Linked DNA regions of Homo sapiens: region 1 is linked to region 2. A link is a contact called in ENCODE Hi-C or POLR2A ChIA-PET data. All regions are on one chromosome and are shown on one strand. The core of a region is the stretch at or near the end of the contact, and the rest is flanking DNA. Distances in the headings are between cores, read along the strand shown.

The links. Hi-C counts contacts between places; a loop is a spot of excess contacts on that map. ChIA-PET counts read pairs that join two places held with the same protein, here RNA polymerase II (POLR2A). Pooled maps may share reads with other maps.
Region 1: a loop to region 2 is called in a map of head of caudate nucleus, with 5 times the contacts of the local background. The contact joins two enhancer-like sites. A Hi-C loop is called at or near these places in 23 of 168 maps with a recorded cell type or tissue (GM18951, IMR-90, K562 and 11 more), 4 of 37 single-sample maps with no recorded cell type and 5 of 50 pooled maps. POLR2A ChIA-PET finds 5 or more read pairs at or near these places in 2 of 52 experiments (PC-9 and activated CD4-positive, alpha-beta T cell).

Annotation. Positions count from the first base shown.
Region 1 is chr1:30,648,167-30,650,866 of GRCh38, reverse strand. No RefSeq gene overlaps it. Among named protein-coding and RNA genes, the nearest start is that of MATN1-AS1, 69 kb to the left of the region's middle. RefSeq lists an enhancer at 614-1,304. Within about 2 kb of position 1,251, at least 4 of the 41 ENCODE cell types and tissues checked have a DNase peak (open chromatin) inside an H3K27ac peak, as active enhancers do; they include PC-9, where a contact is called at or near this core.
Region 2 is chr1:29,549,224-29,552,008 of GRCh38, reverse strand. No RefSeq gene overlaps it. Among named protein-coding and RNA genes, the nearest start is that of LINC01756, 200 kb to the right of the region's middle. RefSeq lists an enhancer at 723-1,449. Within about 2 kb of position 1,333, at least 2 of the 41 ENCODE cell types and tissues checked have a DNase peak (open chromatin) inside an H3K27ac peak, as active enhancers do; they include PC-9, where a contact is called at or near this core.

The sequences.
Region 1 (2,700 bases), core at 2-2,501, 1.1 Mb before region 2:
GAGCGACAGATTAATCTCCCAGACACATCTCTGTTTCCTCTTTGCTCCCTCCACGTTTTGTTGGCGTGTTTCCTCCCCTTCCCAACATTGCTGGGATTTGAATGGTTCCCTGGCACCTGGTCACTGGAGATAGACACACAGTCCTGACTCTATAGCCCCACATCTGTGATTGATAAATGATCCTCCTGGGGCAGAGGAGAAGGAACTGCCCGCGGGAATGCCAGCCCCAGGTGGGGAGAGAAGAGGGGTCTCTGCTGCTGATGGGGAGCAGTGGGGGCCCATCAGTAGGACTGGGAAGGTCTCCTGTGATGCAAGGACCCTCCCGGGAAGACACACTCTTGGTGCAGCCATTGTGGGTGCCCAGTGAGGGCAAGATCAGCAGGGACGCCCTGGACTGACTTCACATGACTGTGAAGTGCAGGCTCAGCTCAGGGGAAGAGCGAGAGGCATCAGATGGAGCCAGGGCCACAGCCTCAGGGGCGACGTGAGAAACATGGAGGAGGCCCATCAGGTGGAGAAGGTTCATGGCAAGGTTCATGGAGAAGGTTCATAGCAAGGACCTGTGGGTTCTTGTCAGCTGTGGGGAGCAGTTTCACTTCCATCCTGGGAGCAATGGGGAGCTCATAAAGGGTCTAAGCAAGGGAGGCATGAGCAGATAACTGCTCTCTCTGGCTGCTGATCAGGAAGGGACTGTGGGGCAGGAGCTGGAGCAGGAGGCTGAAAAGAAGCTGCAAAAGGGTCCAGATGGAGGTGATGGGGAAGGAAAAGGCTGGGAGTTGGAGAGAAAGGATGGATTGCAGCAATCCTGCTGCCTCCCTGAACATTTATTTTATTTATTTTCTATGTCCCATAATTGCTAAAAGTGAAAGAAGGCACAATCATTCTGTAGACTAGTCAGAGGTGAGCAGGCTGGCAGAACGTGATCAGGCAAGTAGGAGGAAGGCAGGCAGGGAGAAGGTGGGAGCAGGTGAACGGGCAGGGAGGAGGAAGGTAGACAGGGAGGAGGTGAGCAGGCAGGGAGGAGGTGAGCAGGCAGGGAGGAGCTGGGCAGGCAGAGAGGAGGTGGGCAGGTAAGGAGGAGGTAGGAGGAAGTGGGCAGACAGGGAGGAGGTGAGCAGGCAGGGAGGAGAAAAGCAGGCAGGGAGGAGGTGGGCCTGCTAATAGGAAATGAGCAAGCTCTAGGAGATACACAGGCTCTTGTAGGCTGTGAGCCAGGTGTAGGAATGTGGGTAGGCTGATAGGAGGTGAGCCAGCTGGTAGAAGGTGTGTAGCATGATTGTAAGTGAGCTGTCTGGCAGGAAATGGGCAGGGTGGCCGGGGAGTCCTGGACCTCACGGCCGTCCAATGAAAGGATCCTGTGGAGTGGTTGTGCTGGTCATGCCAGTGGGGTGGAAACCTTCCCATGTCGCTTGGGGGCCTTGTGAGTGTCTGTGTGTTCCAGGATCAGCTGTGTCTGCTGGGCCCCATCACGGCTCCTGTGGGAGCAGTTGTTTGAACTGGGATATGCTGCGGGGCTCAGGCAGGGGCTTTGTCAGCTCCAGGTGCCATGCGATGGACCCAGGCAACTATCCTCATGATGGGCTCCAGAGAGGGTAAGGGAGGCGGCTTGGCGTGGTCAGACACTTGGAACTTCCCTGTACCAGGAATGGGGTGGTCCCAGGCTTCATGGTGCTCACATTCCCATGGTTGCCTTATCTTTGCGGTGCCCTGATGCCCAGCCTGGAGCTGAACACATAAAAGTCACCCAGAAGTCCTCCATATGGTGCAGTGGAATCTAGAATTTAGAGTCAGGCAGACTGAGGTCAAATCCTTACTCAGTTGCTTACTCTTCGTGCCACCTTGTGTGTTAGGCTGGTCTTGTGTTGCTATAAAGAAATGCCTGAGAGTGGGTAATTTATAAAGAAAAGAGGTTTAATTGGCTCATGGTTCTGGAGGCTGTACAGGAAGCGTGGTGCTGGCATCTGCTTGGCTTCTGCGGAGGCCTCAGGGAGTGGCCTCAGGGAACTTACTAAAGGCGGAAGGGGAAGCGGGAGCAGACATGTCACATGGCAGGAGTGGGAGCAAGAGAGAGAGGGGTGCCATACACTTTTAAAACAACCAGATCTCATGAGAAATCATTTACTATTGTGGGGGCAGCACCAAGGGGATTATGCTAAACCATTCATGAGAAATCCACCCCCGTGATCCGATTGAGGTAAGAGGCAGGGCTTGCCTCAAGAGGCGGGACTCAACTCTGGTCGTGTGGCTTGGACACCGGACCAAATTGAGGACTATCTAAGACAAGTGTGGGGAGGAAGCAGCTTTCCATAAGACACACTCACCAGTGTGCCATGTCAGTTTACCATTTCCATGGCAACACCTGGAAGTTACCCTTTCCCTAGAATTTTTTGCATAACCTGCCACCTAATTTGCATATAATTAAAATTGGGTATAATTTAAAAGTGAGTTCTGACAACAGAACAGCCTTTGATCTGCTACTCTGGGCACACTGCCTATAGGGTAACCCTGCTCTGTGAGGAGCAGTACCTTTGCTGCTGCTGCATGCTGCTGCTGCACACTGCTGCTTCAATAAAAGTTGCTGTCTAACACCACTGGCTGGCCCTTGAATTCTCTCCAGGGTGAAGCCAAAAGCCCTCCCACCAGGCCCTCCAACACTAGGGATTGCAATTCAACATGCAACTTAGAGGGGACAACATCCAA
Region 2 (2,785 bases), core at 84-2,583:
CCAAGCCCAGCTCAGCACTTGATCCACAACAGGGCAGGCACCAGCAACCATTCCTTCAGCTCATGGGCGGCTGAACAGAGATTTACATCTATGTTTAGGCTCCAAAGCTCTTAACTGAGGTCCAAAGAGGTTAAGTGCCTGAAATAGCTAAACATACCCTATTGATATTTGCAAAGCCAGAGATCTGAGGTGGACAGTTAGACACGGCCTAGTGTCAAAATGCACAAATCCCACATCTCATTGCCAAGTCACATGCCTGGCAACGCCCATGTCCCCGCCCCTCCCGGCTTAGTACCGACTGAGACTTCGAAGAGACACAGTGAGGGTGTCTGTCTCAAACACCACTGAGTTCCCTGGCACTGCTGGAATCCTAAAGGTCTATTTCGTAGGCCATATCAAAATATTTCTGATGTTGCCCAAAAGAGCTGCACGGGACACTCGTGCTGTGCCAACCACAGGAGGAGAAATGGCCCAAACATGTGACATAAGCAGATGTGATGAGCTGCACCCCCCAACACACGGGAGGGGCAGCTCCGAGTGCAGGAGAGTCCCAGCCTTCTCCAGATGTCCCCAAAGGGCCATGCAGGGACCAGGACTTGGCGCCCACTCACCTCAGGCATTTGGTTTCCCGTGGTGCTGACTGGGAGGCAAATGTCCCTGGAAGGGGGCGTCAGGCTCAGTGGCCTTTGGGGACAGCTGGAGCCTCCATGTGCCAGGCCCTGTGCTGGGCACTGGGGATGCAGAGATGCCAGATGTCTTCCGGGGAGGAGCGTCTATGCTGAGCCCCGAGGGTGAGATGTTAGGCAGACGTGGAGGGTGGGGACTGACCATCACTCGCTGCTGTCACCTGCCACGTGCTGGGGCTGTGTTCTAAGCGTTTACTTGTATTAAATCCTCACAGTAGCCCCCGTGAGAGTGAGGGAGACACTATCACTACCCCCATTTACAGATGAGGAGACTGAGGCACAGAGAGGTTAGGAACTGCTCATCATCCGGTCACCCACCCGGCCAGGTTTCAGACCGAGGGGGCCTGGTTCCCGAGTCCTCCCAGGTCCCTGCTGTGCACGGGCAGAGGGAACAGCAGTGGCATAGGCTCAGAGGCAAGAGTGGGGGCAGGGAAGACTCAGGCAAGGGACATAGCTCAGTCTCACCTGGAGTGACAGCATGGGCAGCTGAGGGCGAGTAAGGCTGGGGGAGGGGCCGGCCCCGGGGAGCCTGACCCGCAGTCAGGGTATGACCACCCACACTCACTGCCCCGGGCAGGAGCACAAGGACAAAGCTTTGCCCTCAGGGCACTGGGTGGTGACTCCCGCAGGTCTCACTCCCCAACTTCGGGGCTGTGTCATCACCTCTGGGCCCACAGGCCCTGGCACAGGGCAGGGGCAGCCTTTGTCCATTTGGACTGCACAGGGCATTGCTTTCTCCTGCTCTGCGCTCAGCCCCGAACAGGCACGATGGAGCTGCAGACATGGGGGACACTGCCCTCAGTAGCTCTCGGCCCAGCCAGGGACACAGGTGAAAGTTCTGAGTGCTGCACCCGACATCACCAGCTCCCACATTCCTGACAAGTGGCTGAATGCACTTGAATCTGAAGGGAGATGTGGCCACGTGACTGGCTCTGGCCACTGTGCTGTGAGAGGCGGCGGCGTGTGTCACCTCCAGGAGGGGCAAAAAGGGCCAGGGCAGGGTTGATGCCTTCTTCCTGTTGCTGCATGAAGCCCTGTCCAGGTGAGAGGTGAGAGACTGCAGTGAGCAGAGCCCCGAGCCCCACCCTGAGCCACCCAGGCAGAGGCAGGAGCCTGCTCCTGCTGAGGGCGCAGGGCCGTTGATCACTGCAGCACAGCCCAGGCCCAGCCCATGCCCTGCACAGAGCCAGGTCACCTGAGAAGGTAAACACCACTGTGAGGAGGGAGGGGGCGGGGAGGCCGACTCCCCAGCCCCCAGTTCCCCAAGGAGGCTAGTCCCTGTGGGACGGATCCCTCAACGCCACCAGTCACAGGTCTATGGTGGTCCTGCCAGCATCAGGGCGGCTCCCAGGCCCCACCTCCAGCCTCTGACTGACCCAGACCTGGGGCCAGGTCTGCATTTACTCAGCCACTCAACAGGGAACATAGCCAGACACCAACCCTGTGCCAGGCGTGTGCTGGGCCCTGGAAATACCCAGGAACAGGACCCATGAGGCCCCTGCCCGCCTGGAGCTCATGGACTAGTGAGAGCAACAGTGATTCCAGTAAACCCCCAAGGAAAGAATTACAGAAGGTGCTGAGAGAAACCAGAGGAATGCCAAGAAGCTGGGGTGAGGGGAGCCAAGTCTGTGGGGCAGTGGGGGGAGAGGTCACATTTAAGCTGATGAAGATCAAAGGGACCGGCCAAGTAGAGGAGAGCAGGAAAGGGCATTGCAGGTGGAGGGAACTGCGTGGGCAAAGGCCCTGTGGCAGCAAAGCGCTCGAGTGTCCATGGGAGAGACAGCAGGGAGGGGAGGGAGGGCGAGGGCTGGGCCACACAGGCCTGGGAGCAGCAGTGGGGGGTCTGCACTTGATCCTGGAGGGAAGGAGAAGCCACTGAAGGGTCAGGAGGAAAGGGATGTGACCAATCCTCATTTCAGAAGAATCTTCTGGGAGCCCAGGGCTAAGCACAGGGCCTGGCATACGGTTGGTGCTCAATGAATGCTTGCTGACAATGACACTGCAGGAGGGAAGTGGGGACACTCCATGTAGGGCGACACTGACCGGCCCTGCACGATGCACCTGCACTAACACCCAGCTAGGGAGGGATCCCCTTGAGG